Regions from separate parts of the Homo sapiens genome. Here region 1 is linked to region 2. Evidence: chromatin contacts called from ENCODE Hi-C data. All regions are on one chromosome and are shown on one strand. Each heading gives the region's core, a stretch centred on a gene start or an enhancer-like site at or near the end of the contact. The rest is flanking DNA. Distances are from core to core; before and after follow the strand shown. Region 1 overlaps NTM (neurotrimin). Region 2 overlaps FLI1 (Fli-1 proto-oncogene, ETS transcription factor).

Region 1 (7,524 bases), core at 3,847-6,346, 3.2 Mb before region 2:
GTGCTGCTGTGTCCACACGTCTTCTGCCTTCTGCTCCAGCTTTCGTTTATTCCCTCACTCTCATAGACATTGGCAGACCCAGCCTGTTAATGCACCAAGAATAATACTCCTAGAAGCACTAGGGTACTTCTAAAGTTTAATGCTTTCACTATTCTTTGCAACGTTAATTAACACAACACCCCCTCATTAGCTAACCTGCCAACAAAGCAACTCCGAATCATTTTCTTCTTTACGAAGGAGGAAACTGACTCATTTATATACCTGTATTTGCATGAGTGGGCTTCTGGCTCCCCCTCTGCTCCTCCTACATTCTCACTTTCAAATATATTTTAGGCCAGCAATGCTGCAATTTCAAAGGGACTTCACCTAAACAATTGAGCACCCAAAATAATTGATACACTAGTGCACATTTTTAAAATTCTAGCCCTAATACCCAACCCTACCAATAATCCAGACCACAATGTCCACATCCTACATTCGGGCTGAATATGCTGTTCTCCTATAAAGTTCTTGGTTTTTCTGCCTCCTTCTGCCCTTCCAGACAAGGTAGAATCCCCCAACAAGAGCTCAAAGTCCAAAGTGACTTCTTAGCTCCATAAGTGACACTCAGAGCTCTGCTGTAAGGGAGAGAAAGGGTATGCCAAGGCTGTTCCCAGGGAAGAACAGCAGGCTGCAGGAGAAGAGTTTTCTGTCTGGAAGCTGAAATGCTGAGGTGGCCCTGCTGTGGGGCCTTCTGCAATGAGATGCCCCGCTTCACAGTGGATTCTTGTCAGGAGGAGCTCTGGCTCTTTGGGGATGCCGGGCTGGCCTGGGCAAGGTCAAAGCTATGGCTACCCCTCTTGCCCAGTCCACAGTGTCACCTGCTCCTTGACAGGAGAACCTGATGAGCTTGGAGGCAGCAGCGTCTTTAAATTTCCTCCACCCTCAAGTCTGTTAACAAGAGGGCAGCATGTGGCCATCCCGCACCATGCCGACAATGCAGTCAAATGCTCATTAGAGGCACTGGGGGCACCCCACATCTAGTAGAAAATACACAGAGAAAAGTAGGGGGCAAAGCACTGCATGCCTTACTTTTAAATTAGAAATCAGCCAGGGCTTCCTGACAACAAAGGAAATTACACACAGCTGAGAGGAGTGATGCACTATGTGCACACAATTGTAATTCACACGCATTACTTTGTTCATGAAATGGTTGATAAACTTTTGAGAATGAGAAAGATTCTCTCTCTTTGCACGGTTACAATAACCATAATTGATATCAAAATGTTAGATTTGCGGAATAAATTATACTTTATCATGTAATGTAATTCTCACCCAGCTACCCTGTCTAGCAGAACCATGTCCCATTTGACAGATGAGTGAACCAAGCCTTAAATGGGAAGAAGAAGAAGGCGGAGGAGAAGGAGGAGGAAAGAAGAAGAAGAAAGAGGAGGAGGAAGAGGAGAAGGGGAGGAGGAAGAAGAGGAGCAGCTGACAAAGTTCCCATAGTGGAATGTGGAAGACCTTGGTTTCAAATTTAGTCGTCTAACTCCAAATCAGTGTATTTTACTGGGCTGTAGCTTAATAAATACAAGAAGCTACCCTCTCTCCTTGAGAAATACTCCCTAGGCTGTGGCTCATTTTAGAGAGTAAGAAGTGTTTAGATAGGATAACAGAGATAATTTACAAAGGGCAAAAGGAAGACTATGATTCAGGAGCAGACGAATGAGAATCAGAACCATTGTCAAGAATTAGGCCCAGTGAAAAAATGGGACATGTAAAAGAGAGAGAAAGAAAGTCCAAAATGTCTGAGCAATGTAACAGGCCTGCCATTTATCTCACTTCTGAATATCAGAAAAGGCAGCATTTGTTGTCCACAGAAAAATACATGGGATTTATAGACACTGCCAGGCTCAAGGACCAGTGACACAACTCCCACCGCAGAGAGCCCTGTGGGGTGCTTTCCAGTGGCCACTGGTGGAGTGGGCAGAGTCCTCGGGGAACCAGAGGCCTGCTATGCATCTGGAGAGCTGCTTGCTCAGGATGTCATGGCTAAACTCCTTGATCTCTTGGCAGCGTGTGGCCCCGTGAAATGTGCTTCTTCTTTTTGAAAAGGCCTCTTTTTTTGGAAGTCAAGTCACCACACCATTTAGATTCCCCATACTTCTGGACAGCATCTTCCCAAGTGCTTTCCCCAACTTGTGGTCAACCCTGTCTTATACCTCATCTCGATCTCTGTCAATCAACACTATTCACCCCTCAAGACACGCTTCGACTGACTGCCCCCGCAACCCTTCCATGGAGTCCTGTCTTTTGGTCGTCCCAGTGAGAAGGGATCTCTCTCTTCTGAATGCCTGTAATGTTTTGTGTCTCCTATAGCACATTGAACACACTGCCTTCTGATATAGTTGGGTGTCAACATATGGTATCCTCCCTACAAGGGATTAGCTTGTTTCTAAGACCTTAGTCTTTTTATTAGACCAATTTACTTGATAGATGAAAAGACTCATAGAAGTCATCTAAATCAATGTGCCCATGTTGTAGATGAGGAAATGAGCCCTAGAGAGCTGACATAGTCTAAACAAATTCGCACATTCTCCTCTCGCTAGGCTAGAGGAGAGCTGGAATTCATTTGCACCCTGAAATCAGGGACGTGCTTGCCCAGAATGAGGACAGAAAAGGTTGAAGGAATGAATGATTCTGACAAATCCCCTAGACCTGCCATCCCACTGTCAAAAGTGGTTCTGCCAGAGACACAGACAATGAGTAGGGGATCCTCAAGTCAACCTCATCCCAGAGATAACCATCTCACTTAGCATGCGTCCGGGTGGCACCATCAGCAGCACACAGTATCTGTTCCCATCCAAAGAGCTTTTCACGAGGAGCTCGTTCTGAGCTTCTTGATAAGCAACTGGGTAGTGGTGCTATTTTTAATCAGCTGACCAGGGATGAAAGTTGTTCAGAGAATTCTGCTTTCATACATTAGAAAAAAAACCCAGAAAATCAATCTAGCACTAATAAAAGATGATTGAAAATTGCTAATACCAACCAATTGTGAAACTTTGCCTTACAAAAAAGGAGAGCGCTCATGAGTTTCCTCGTCTCCTCTACTGTAAACAACGCACAGGGCTCAGCTCCTACCACTGTCTCCCCCTGCACTCAGCAGGCTGCTGGTGGTTATTACAGGAGGCTGCCTTACCATTAGCACAGCAATGCCAATTAATTGCAGTCATGAGCAGACTTCACATTTAAGGAACCTCACAGCCTGAGCCCTAGCAGCATTTGTAGATTCAGAATGTGTTTAGAAAGCTCTGTTTCCAGGGGGTATGGTGTGTGTCTCTACAAAGAGGGGAAGTCTCTGAGGGTCAGGGGTGAGGTGGATATGTGTGTGTGTGTGTGAGAGAGAGAGAGAGACAGAGAGAGAGAGAGAGAGAGACAGAGAGAGAGAGAGAGAGGGAGAGAGAGGGCCTGTGTGTGCTGTGCATATTTCTGCTATCTTAAAGTAGCCAGGTGCCTTCCTTTGGAGCAGAGAATTGGGTCAGGGAGGAGTGCACTGCTGGAGAGATGAGCTTTGGGTGGGCTGAGAAGGAGGAGTCTCTGTGAACAAGAGAAATGAGACTTTGAATACAAGGGATTTGGGAAAGGAGCTAAATGCATGCCTAAGTAGGAAGTTTCTGAAGGTGGAGGGAGAGGGTTCCTGCAGAGACATCCATCTTTGGTTTTGGAAACAATTTATCATGCAAAAGAGGGATGCTACTGATCCCTCATGCAAAAGAGGGGCGCTACAGTGCTCCATGCCTCTTGGGTTCCTGTACTTTCCTTCCCCCAGTTTCTTCATGAAAACCTCAGATGTGCCTCTCTTTGCACTTCCCACTCTGTTGTTCGTATTCTCTCCTTTCTCTCTATTTGTAAGTGACAGGCGGTGAGGACAAAGTCCCTACTCCTTACTAGGCAAACAGGCTCCACTGAGTCTGTTGTTTAGAACCTTGTGGAAGTCCTGAAACAAACCCTAAAAGGAGCACTGTTTTCCCTTGAGGACCTTCTAATGTATTTTTTTTTAAAGGCCCACACACTGGGCCGTCAAAGTCACATGCAATATGACAAAGTGGGTAATTATGTTTTGCTTAGCACACATCAAAGGAACAAATGGCTGGAGAGTGGTGTGTGCTGTGCACTCAGGCGTGATGTGTGAGGCCAGCCTGGCTGGGGGTATGGGCTGGGGTGTGGCCATCAGAGCCCAGGCTGGCCCTCTGGTCCCCTACCTTAAAAGGAAGGAGGCTGTGAGACTTACTTCAATCTGGGAGCTGAAGTGGAATCTGCCTGGCCTGTATCTTATGCTCCTTTGTTTGGTTTGCATGGAAACCTGTGTTTATGGGGAAACTCCAGGCCTGCTTGCTACAGACAGATGTTTCTGATCTCTGTCCCTTATCATGTTAAGAATGTTCCTTTTGGGAGATGAACCATCATTTTATTTTCTCTTGCACTGGTGCAGGAGATGGAAATAAATTACCAACACTTCCTAAAATCCGGACGCTCCCTTTGGAAGTGGGTGACTCCAAGCAGCCTTTGACAAGGGACTCATTTAGCACTCAATGCTGCTGCAGCTCAATGAAAAGAGAGGCTGCACCGAAGGTACAAATTATGTCCACGGTCCTTGTCACTGGTAAAATAAAAAAAAAAAAAATAAAGAGGAATAAAGCTAGATTCTATGTCGCCGATGCCGAGACCAGGCTCCTCTTTAAATGCAGGAGGTCTTCATCTCATCTCCCCTTCCCTCTACCTACCCCACAGGCTGGAAAAACTTGTCACTTTAAAATTTAATTATATAAAATCCTGCTCCCTTTACCCCCTGTGGATGAGCAATTGTTCTGCTATTTCTATAAGACGCCACAGGAAATATGAAAATAGGAGGCAGGATTTGGAGCAAGACTGTTCCTGAATGCCTGTGGTTAGCAGCGTCAGAGATGGCTGTGAGGATTTTACATCTGCGACAAGGAAGTGGAAGGAGGAGGGAGAAAGAGTGGGAAGGCAGGTACCACAAGAGACCTGTCTCGGGATGCTGCAGTGACCTTTGACCTGAAGGAACCAAACCTGGGGCTGAACCGAAAGGAGAACAGCCCTCACCTGTGCCAAGCTCACTTCCTAAGGCAGGAGATCCGGGCTGGCAGATGGGTCAAAATGAGTCATGAGCTGGAGGGGAATGAACGACGCATTTCTCCGCAGTGTGAAATGCCCTCTCCAAAACAGGCCGGGTGGTATCCATGGTCTCATTCATTCTTTTTTTGTTTTTTTGAGATCGAGTCTCACTCTGTCGCCGAGGCTGGAGTGTAGTGGTGCAATCTCAGCTCACTGCAACCTCCACCTCCCGGGTTCAAGCGATTCTCCTGCCTCAGCCTCCCGAGTAGCTGAAACCACAGGCGCACGCCACCATGCTTGGCTAAGTTTTGTATTTTTAGTAGAGACAGGGTTTCACCATATTAATCAGGCTGGTCTCGAAGTCCTAATTTCAGGTTATCCACCCAGCTTGGCCTCGTAAAATATTCTTTAACCAAATATTTTACTGGAAAGCAGTTTTGAGTAGCAACTCAAAGTATAGGCACTGAAGCCAGAAGCTGAGATTTCAATCATGGCTCCTTCACTTACTAAAGGGATTAATGTGGCAAGTTACTCTCTTCTTGCCTTGGTTTTCTCATCTGTAAACTGAAGATGACAATAATAGTACCTTCTTCATATAAAGTGCCTAGAACAGTGCTATCATAATCATCTGATAAGCCACCACAATATAGCAAATACTGAACTAGATACAAGGACAACAGTGCAGTAGGAGGTCCTGTGCTTGCATTCTGGTGGCTCATAACTTAATGGGGAAGATAGATGTGTATACACATTACCTACAGTGCGATGGGAGCAAAGAGAGTGGCATCTAACAAGTCTGAAATTTTGAAGATGAGTCCATCTAAGGATCAAAGGATTTGGGAACACTTAGCAGAAGAGATGGATCTGTAGTTTTTTTAGAATTGGTAGGAAGTTACCAATTGGAGAGCGGAATCAGATAATTTGTAGCACACAACAGAAAGAACAAAGAAGCTGAGGTTTAAGGCATCTTGGCCTGTTTGGTAAGACACAGTGAAAAGTGACTTGTGCCTGAAGAATGGCAGGAGAAGAAGCCAGAAAGAAGCCCACAAGGCTCGCTAGACAGTTTGGGTTTCATTGTGTTAGAAATCAGGATTCACTGAATTTCCTGTTTTGTTTTTGTTTTTGTTCCCAGGCACTCAGTCTTTTCATTTTCTTCAGCTTTATTGAGATATAATTGACAAATAAAACTGTATATATTCAAGGTGTACAACATGATGTTTTGATGTAAGTATGCATTGTGAAGTGATTGCCACAATTAAGCTAATTAACATATCCATCACATCACATAGTTACCTCTTTTTGGTGTGTGTGACAAAAATACTTACAATCTAATCTGTTAGAACATTTCAAGTGTACAATACATTGTTATCAACTGTAGTCATCATGCTGTACGTTACTTCTCCAGAACTTATTCATCAGGGGCTTTAGAGCTATACTGATGGGGGTTTTACCAGCTGCCTATTTGACCTTAGACAAGGTGTAAAATGAGAATGGTAGTGCTCGCTTGCGGAGCTACTATGAGGATTAAATGAGACAATGCACAGAACAGTGCCTAACGCACAGTAGGCACTCTATCAATGAGAGGTCTTAGTATCATCCCAGCGGGACAGATAAAGACCAGCAAGCCCTTCCTCAGGGATGTATGGAGACACAGCGTCCCTTCCTCCCTGCTAAAAAGCACAGAAACATCGTTAGCAAAGCTTGGCTCTGTCATCTTACCAGGGTAATGGTCAGAGCTTTGTAGGAAAGCTCCCTCAAGCTCCCTGGCCTCTGCAGGGATCTCACCTGAATCTCTAGTGTAGCCCTGCACCTGGGAAACAGAAGGAGACACAAGCAAACAGCAATCCCTGCCGAGTTAGCAAGACAGCAGCCACCAAATGGACAGTTTACTCTATAAACACAAGAGGCGTGCCTCAGACCCAGTTAGAAGGGATCTTTTTAGAGGTAGAGTGCAAATATGAGCAAAAGTGACTCAACTCAGGACTGGATAATGAACTGCTGCCCCAGCAAAACCATTGCATCCCCAGGTGGGGAACGGGGAAGAGGCTCCCAAGCCAAGGCAGTCTCCTCCACAGCCTGCCTGGGCAGAGAATTTCATTGAGGAGGATGAAGCCACAGGAATTAGAGACAGCCAGGAGGTCCAAGGCCCTTCCATTGCCAGTGGGAGTGTGGGGGCTTGGTTTTATTAAATAGAAGCTGGTGGTTTTCATGGCGTGAACCATTACAAACAGATGCATGGCAGGGAAGGATGGCTAGAAAGCATTTAACCAGGACAGAGTGAACTGGACAGGATTAAATCAAACTCAGGCACTGGCTTCACTGAGCCTTGCTTGTGCCTGGCTTGCCCTCAGAGAACGGCAAGGTTGAAACTGTACTGGTTGGCAGGGCTGGTGGGGAAGAGAGGGGTCT
Region 2 (7,154 bases), core at 1,556-4,055:
TCTGGGCTGCATTAAGAGGCACAAGGAGGTGAGCGAAGGCCCGGCTTGGCCTCCCCACCCCCCAGTGTTTCTGGTTTTATGACTCTAGGGGGACTTTGTGACTTTTTAAACATCGTCTTTTCAGCATTTCACGTGGGCTCCTTTTTAGAGCCTATACTGAAGATTTTATGAAAATACAAAAGAGATAAGGCTGCGTCTGTTACAAAATGCCATCCCAGGTCCAGAAGCTGGGCATAACTAAAATAATATATACTATTCCAGAGCCCAGGACTTGACTTCCGTGTTTAGTGGTTTGCTGTACTTCCATCAGAAGTAGTGATATAGTGTAATATTTAATGATACAGGAACATGGCCGTAATTTAATATAAAGAGAATAAAAGGAGGTTACAAAGCAATATGATTCTGGCTAGATAAAATAATACATATATGTCTATATATTTGCATTATAAAGACCGGAAGGAAGGGCACCAAAATATGAATCGGCTGCTTTCTGTATTGTGAGACTATGCGTGCTTTTACATTCTTATTTTGAAATTTTCTATACGTTTTAAATTTTATACAAGGATGAAGTGACACTTCTGCAATCATTATTTTAAAGAACTTAAACGATGCACGTAATGAGTTTTAAAAAAAAGTAAGCCAAGAAACAGAGAAGAAGTAGTAGCACCTGCAGGATGGGCTTACTAACTTAGTCCTGTTTCTCAGCAGCCTTGGGTGGGTTTTCCATGTCCCTTGTCTCCCATGGCCCTGACTCCCTCTCCTCCCTTTTTCCTTGCCCTGCATAGCTCTTGTCCATTTCAGCCGGTGACTCCATGCTGCTGGAGCACCTTGCTTTCTCACAGCACTGACCTGCCCAGCGCCTTGCCCTTGCTTGTCCCAGGAAAGCAAATGAGGCCCCAGAAACATGAGTAGACGGGATGAATGTAATTCAGCTCCCAAAATTTGCAGTAAGTCTCCGTTGCCCTTCAAGTCCACCAGAGATCGTGCCAGTCCTTAGAGCTTAGACTGAATGCAGAGCCCTCGCTGTCTTTGTATAATGCACTCTTTGACAGCTAATTAGGTGGATTTCAGCAACTTCACAATGTCACATCTATCAGAGGCAGGCAGCCTGAGACTCCCAGGGGAACTTATTCAAGCTATAAGTAAATAAATATTACAGATTTTACACACACACACACACACACACACACACACACACACACACGGGAAAAGGGGAGAAAGAGTACACACACACGCAGACCATTTTGTCCTCACAACATTACGAACTGTTTTTTTTTTTTTTAATCTAACTGATGAGGAAACTGAGACTCTGACAGGTCCAGTCACATGGCCGGAAATGGCAGAGCTAGAATTTGAACAGGGTCCTGCCTGTCTCCAAAGCCTGGACTCTCCACCAAAATGCCTTCCCCTCTCCCATACTGCAATCCAGGCAGGCCACTGTGGGTGTAGTGAGTCCCAAAGCTCCGTAATTACAGGGTTCAACTCTGCCTCCAGAATAACCATGACAAAATTTGTGGAAATGTTCACAACAGCTCTTTACTTCCAGGTTCTGAGATCAGAAACGGAAGTTTCAAAATACCGAAAGTTCGTTTATGTTGAACATAGTGCTTAGGCTAAAAGCAGGAAGTCCAAGAAAGCCTGATCTCATGAGATTTTTTCAGCCCAATTTGGATCCACATCTGCACTTCTGGATTTTCCACTGAGTCTAACCTCAGCTGCTCTGCTGGTCTCACCGAGTCTGCACCTCCAGCATGGGGCACAGATAAATAACACAGTCGACTGCTATTCACTAAGATTTACCCAGGGATTGGCCTCTTGAAAAGTAGTGAGCTTGGACAGGCAGTAGAAAGGAACAATTGAAATTTGAAAAATAGGCATTTCTTTTCATAAAGCTAAAAAAACCCAAACCAAAACAAACAAAACTCTAAACAATAACTCATCCAAATAATGGTCTTGCTGTTGTCTCCAGGTGCAGGAAACAAGTGAAAAAGAATCTTACCACCTACTCCTTCCCGCCCCAGTCCTGGTTTCTCCATTGGTCAGTATCCGGCCAGCAGAGGGGAGGAGAAGGCAGTGGCACTTAGTGGTGTGCCTTGGGCTGCCAGCTCTGGGGGAGCCTCTGAATGTTGGGGAGACTCATTCCCGTATCCCCACTCCCATAGCTTGAGGCACTTTGGAAAGCAAGTTTCTCATGTTGCAGATGAGGAAACTAAGGTTAGGAGAAGTGGAAGGATTTGCTCAGACCACACACATCTAGTGACGGCAGGAGCTGGGATTAGAACCCAAATCCACAAAGATGTGGCCTCTTTTTTGAATCATAATAGCTGCCCTGCCTACCTCTCAGCATTTGAATGGATTAACGGACATGATAGGGTTTGCAAATGACAAACATAAAGTAAGTGTTAGTTGCTGTATCTTGACATATTCCAGGTAGTGGCTCAGTTAGTCTTGCTGGTGCTGTATTTAATTTGGGTCCCATTCCAAGTGTAGAGTTTTCTGGGGATGCCATTATCTATGAGGCTTCTCTGCCAGGAGGGCTCAGAGGCCCCCAAGGGAACACTCCCTATACACACAACATCCCCAGCAACACCTTAGAGATCCTTTTGGGAACATCTGGAGGACTTCTGGATCACAAAGATCTACAGTGCACTGTGGTGTGAGCTCCTCTATTCAGGGACTAGAACTCATTCTTTTGAAGCACAATTTCAAATCAGCCACACCCAACTGCAACAGTCCAGGAGAGGTAGTAGACCACATCTTAGAGCCACCCCTTTTCAACTTCAGGCACCCAGGCATGCAGGGGTTACTGACTTGCTTTGTAAACCTGTTCAAACTAGGTGCAAAGTGGATGTAGCATGACACATTTAGCAGATGTATGGCCTGGAGTGAATGATTTAACTTCTCTGAGCCTCAGTTTCCTCATCAGAATGTGGTAATTGCAATATATACTCCTGGGTTGGCAAGGGAAGTAAAGGGGATGTTTATAAACCGCCTGGCATGCACACAAACAAAGGCACTTCCTGCCTGCCCTGCAGTCCCAAACTGCCCTTTGGGGTAGACCCTCAGCACCTACATGCCTTAGAAACAGCATCCCTGGGCTCCAGAAGGACCTCCAGAATCTGGAAGAGCAAGTCCTTAAATCTTGCCATATACTATTTCGTTTTCAAGGAATTTCTTACAGGTAGCAAGTATGAAATAAATGTCACACGATAGCAAAACCATCATGCGTGTGCTTTTCTATTAGTGAGGTCCTCCTGGGAATCTCCTCTCTCCTTACACAGGTCCAGTGAGGCCTCCTTAGCCCCATCACAGGTGTGCATTCTTGGCTGGGTGCTCTGGGTTGTGATGCACTTGGAGCAGGGGTGAGGAGGGTAATCTCCCCATCGCTTGAAGCTGAAGTGGGAGGAAGCAAGGCCTTTCATGTGGCAGGGTCAGGCATTCTCCCCAGAGCAGCGTGTGCCCCGGAAGCCAAGCCGGTAGGACCAAGCAGAAGCCGCCACTGCTTCCTCCCTACCTTGGAAAATTACACAGCATGCCACTTTGCCTGCTGGCTGCCAGGCAGATGCCCTGCTGCTTTCTGAAGCTGTCCTACCTCCTTAGGATGAAAACAGCAATGTGCCCATGCCCACAGTGACGAGCATGCCCTGCCTTCTTCCTCCTCCCTGCACTGGAAAAAGTACAGGGTCTGTAAACAAGTCATTAGATTCAAGATCCTGCCCAATTTAGACTCTTTGTCTCAGTTTTCTCCAGAGTAAACTGGCGGTCACACCCACTCAAACCAAGCAAAGCCCAGAAGGAATGCAGAGCCCTGTGGCCAGGCTCACCGCAGCTGACCCTGAGATGCCCAGAGCTCCAGCCCTCCTGGACTGGGAGAGGAGAGTGGGAAGCCCAGAGCACTCCATTCCATCAGGAGCAGAGCAGCGGCTCTGATGGGCACACGGCTAAGATCCCAGTGTCTAGGTTCAAGTCCCCAAAGCAGCTTTTACTTTTGGAACTAGCTCTCCAAACTATCAAAAATCAAAAATCCACCTCCTTTGAAGTCTGGCAAGAAAACCCCCACGATCAGCTTCTCTTTATTCCTGTACTTCCCGTACAGGCAGGCTTCTAGAAAACAGAGGTTGGAGAAAATGAAAGTCAATGCCAAATACTAACCAGACAGAAGAATAACTGCTTTTCCCCACAGCACCCCCACCCCCAGCTCTGGCATTATGGGCTGGGGAACTGGGCCCCTCTCCTGCTGCTGAGGATCTGTTTATTTTGCACTCCATAAAGGGAAACCAGGCCCTTTTCTGACATTTTGGCTTGGAGGGGGTGGGGAGAGAAGGAGGTCCAGAATTTAAACTCAAAACCAGATCAACTTCTCTAAATCTCCTGGTGCTTTTGCTATGATTCCTAAATGGGCTGCATTGTATGAATCAGGCTTTTTACTCCCCCAGCCAATGTGCCTCCATTTCTAACAGTCTGGCTCCTAACCCTACCAATGCCATAAACTGCCATGACCCCTTATTGACTTCTAACCATGCAAATGCTTCCCCAGATGAAATTAAGGACAGGCATACTCACAGGCAGCTTGGCAGCTCTCCCTGCCTCTCCTGCAGGGAAATCTGTGCCTACATCACAAACCTTGCTCTCCTTAGTGGATGGTGGCTTCCTTTAAACAATACAACAGGGAATTTCCTTTGTCCTGGAAATGTTCCACTTGTCATTAATGTTATCCTTATCAGCAGACCACAATGCAACCAGGAGAGGCCCCAGCATGCTCAGGACTCGTGGGGTATCATTGCAAAATGTTTTCTTCATTTTTTTTCCTCTGCCTTGAATTCAAAGCATGACCTTTACGGGTGGAATTCAATCAGGTCATCTCTCAGATTCCCCAGTGGGAAAATAAAAGTGGCACAAGCAAAGCCTATTGTTTCCATTGCAAGAAGGTAGAAATGCTGTTTTCTCTCTAGATCATCCAACTAAATGAGGTGGGATGGGGGATACGGAGATAATAAAATGACCCTTACAAATTGAGATCTTATTAATAAAATATAGCCTCGGTCCTGGTAGTCCCATGGAAGTTGCACAGCAGGGGCTCTGCAAATGTCATTGACTCCTCAACTTTTTCAGTCCTTCACCATGGCTTTCACTATTTTTAATGCAATTCATTTCTATTTGGACAAGTTTGAGAATAAATTTTTGTTTTCTTTAAACAACAGGCAAGCAATACGTTAGGAAAAGGGGTGGAGGCATGTGGGAACACCAGAAGGCCAGAGGAATTGCAAAAATAAACTTCTGCTAATGGTAACACTCTTGTCTTCCAGGGCAGGAATAATTAATTGTATATGTTTAATCACTTAGCAACCCTGAGCTCTTATTCTGAAAATCTCAAAATATTTCACATATGCAGTGAGTAAAGTCTTTGGTATCAGACAGAACCTGCTAGCTGCACAACTTTTGGCAAGTCACTTGAGTTTCGTATGTCTTGGTTCTTCTCACTGGGTGCGTGCGAGTCATGATAGATGGATTCCTTGGGGCTGTGGTGGAAGTCAAGTGCTAAAATGCCTTCAAGGGCCGGGTGCGGTAGCTCACCCCTGTCATCCCAGCACTTTGGGAGGCTGAGGCTGGCGGATGACGAGGTCAAGAGATTGAGACCATTCCGGCCAACATGGTGAAACCCCGTCTCTACTAAAAATACAAAAATTAGCTGGGCGTGGTGGTGCGTGCCTGTAGTCCAAGCTACACGGAAGGCTGAGGCAGGAGAATTGCTTGAACCTGGGAGGCGGAGGTTGCTGTGAGCTGAGATTACACCACTGCACTCCAGCCTGGTGACAGAGCAAGACTCTGTCAAAAAAAAAAAAAAAAAAAGGTCCTTCAAGTGTTTAGCACAGTGCTGGGCTCATCAGTAACTACTCAGTAACCATCATCATCATCATCATTATTGTTATTGGCATTACTGATATCTCCTGCCAAAGTTGTTTAAAGTAATAATGAGGTAAAGGGAACAGCCATTCCAGAAAAGATCTTAAAAGCCAATCCCAGTTATCAACCTCTGTAGACTCTCTAGAATCTTAGACCAGAGGGTTTCCTCAGAAATTCTAACAAACACCAGATATAGACAGCATGCCTGTTTAGTAGGTGTTTCTTTTTTTGGTCTTGCAAAATGCTTTTACCACCATCTTTATTACAACATCACTTCGAGGTAAAATTATCATTGGAAGAATCTCCCTGTTCTGCAGTTGAGGAAACTGCAGCATGAGAAGGCCCACATCTTTGATGGAGATCAGGATAGCAGTTTATGTCGGCGCCAGCCAGCGCATCTTCCAGAGCTCTATTTGCCAAAGAGTTGCCGTTTTTTTTTTTTTTTTTTTTTCTGGCCAGTGAAGAGTTATATCAAGTTGAAACCCAGAGCTTTCATAGCTGAGATTTCTAAAGGTGGAATTCAGCCTCCTAGAATCTTCTTGACTTTGAAATTTCTGGATGCATTGCATAGTAAAGGCATATTAACCTATAGATATGTACTCTATGCACTCAGTAAAACATTAGTCTGATAATGCCTTCTAAGGTAATTGTCCTCTCACAGTATTCTTCATTACACTCTACTTGCCTTTACTGAAGAAGAGAGTGGCTAAGAAAATGGCTTATGGCCACACAGATAATGCCTGGGGGGACTATGGTTAGGATGACTAAGCTCAAGGTACTTAATTTAGCAATGCCCCGGGTGGCCATTTCATTCATTCACTCATCCAGTAAAGACTTATTGGAAGGCCTGTTCTCTTTCATACTGACTCCGAGGCTTATCTTTCAGGGTTCGGCCTAAATGTCACTTCCTTAAGGAAGCCTTTGACCTCTGAGACTAGGTTAGGTCCCCACGTTGTGCCCTCCCGAGGCACCCCATACTTCCCCTTTCATAGAACCCTTTGCACTTATAACAACAAGCTCAATAACTGTTTTTTTTTTTTGCCTTGACTATTACCTCTGTCCAAGGAGGAACTATACCTGTCTGCTTTACTGCTGTACTCCAGCACCTGGCACATAGAAGCAGCTCAATTAATACATGGATATGTGTCAGGCACTGAGGACTTGAGGACAAATGGCCAGAGTTTCTGCCCTCAAGGAGCAAGTAACTCACTCACTTTGTTCACAGAATTGTATTCTATACATACTCCTTA

Evidence for each region. Hi-C counts contacts between places; a loop is a spot of excess contacts on that map. Pooled maps may share reads with other maps.
Region 1: a map with no recorded cell type shows a loop between it and region 2 (7-fold over the local background). The contact joins two enhancer-like sites. A Hi-C loop is called at or near these places in 2 of 37 single-sample maps with no recorded cell type and 1 of 50 pooled maps.

Annotation. Positions count from the first base shown.
Region 1 is chr11:131,886,048-131,893,571 of GRCh38, reverse strand. All of the region lies in intron 1 of NTM (neurotrimin), which reads right to left. The region is part of intron 1 of NTM-AS3 (NTM antisense RNA 3); the gene reads left to right. Among named protein-coding and RNA genes, the nearest start is that of NTM-AS3, 7.5 kb to the left of the region's middle. RefSeq lists enhancers at 507-646, 3,826-4,719. Within about 2 kb of position 5,096, at least 7 of the 41 ENCODE cell types and tissues checked have a DNase peak (open chromatin) inside an H3K27ac peak, as active enhancers do.
Region 2 is chr11:128,713,407-128,720,560 of GRCh38, reverse strand. All of the region lies in intron 1 of FLI1 (Fli-1 proto-oncogene, ETS transcription factor), which reads right to left. Among named protein-coding and RNA genes, the nearest start is that of SENCR, 21 kb to the right of the region's middle. RefSeq lists enhancers at 1,374-1,583, 2,102-2,621, 3,290-3,389, 4,330-4,489, 4,429-4,954. Within about 2 kb of position 2,805, at least 13 of the 41 ENCODE cell types and tissues checked have a DNase peak (open chromatin) inside an H3K27ac peak, as active enhancers do.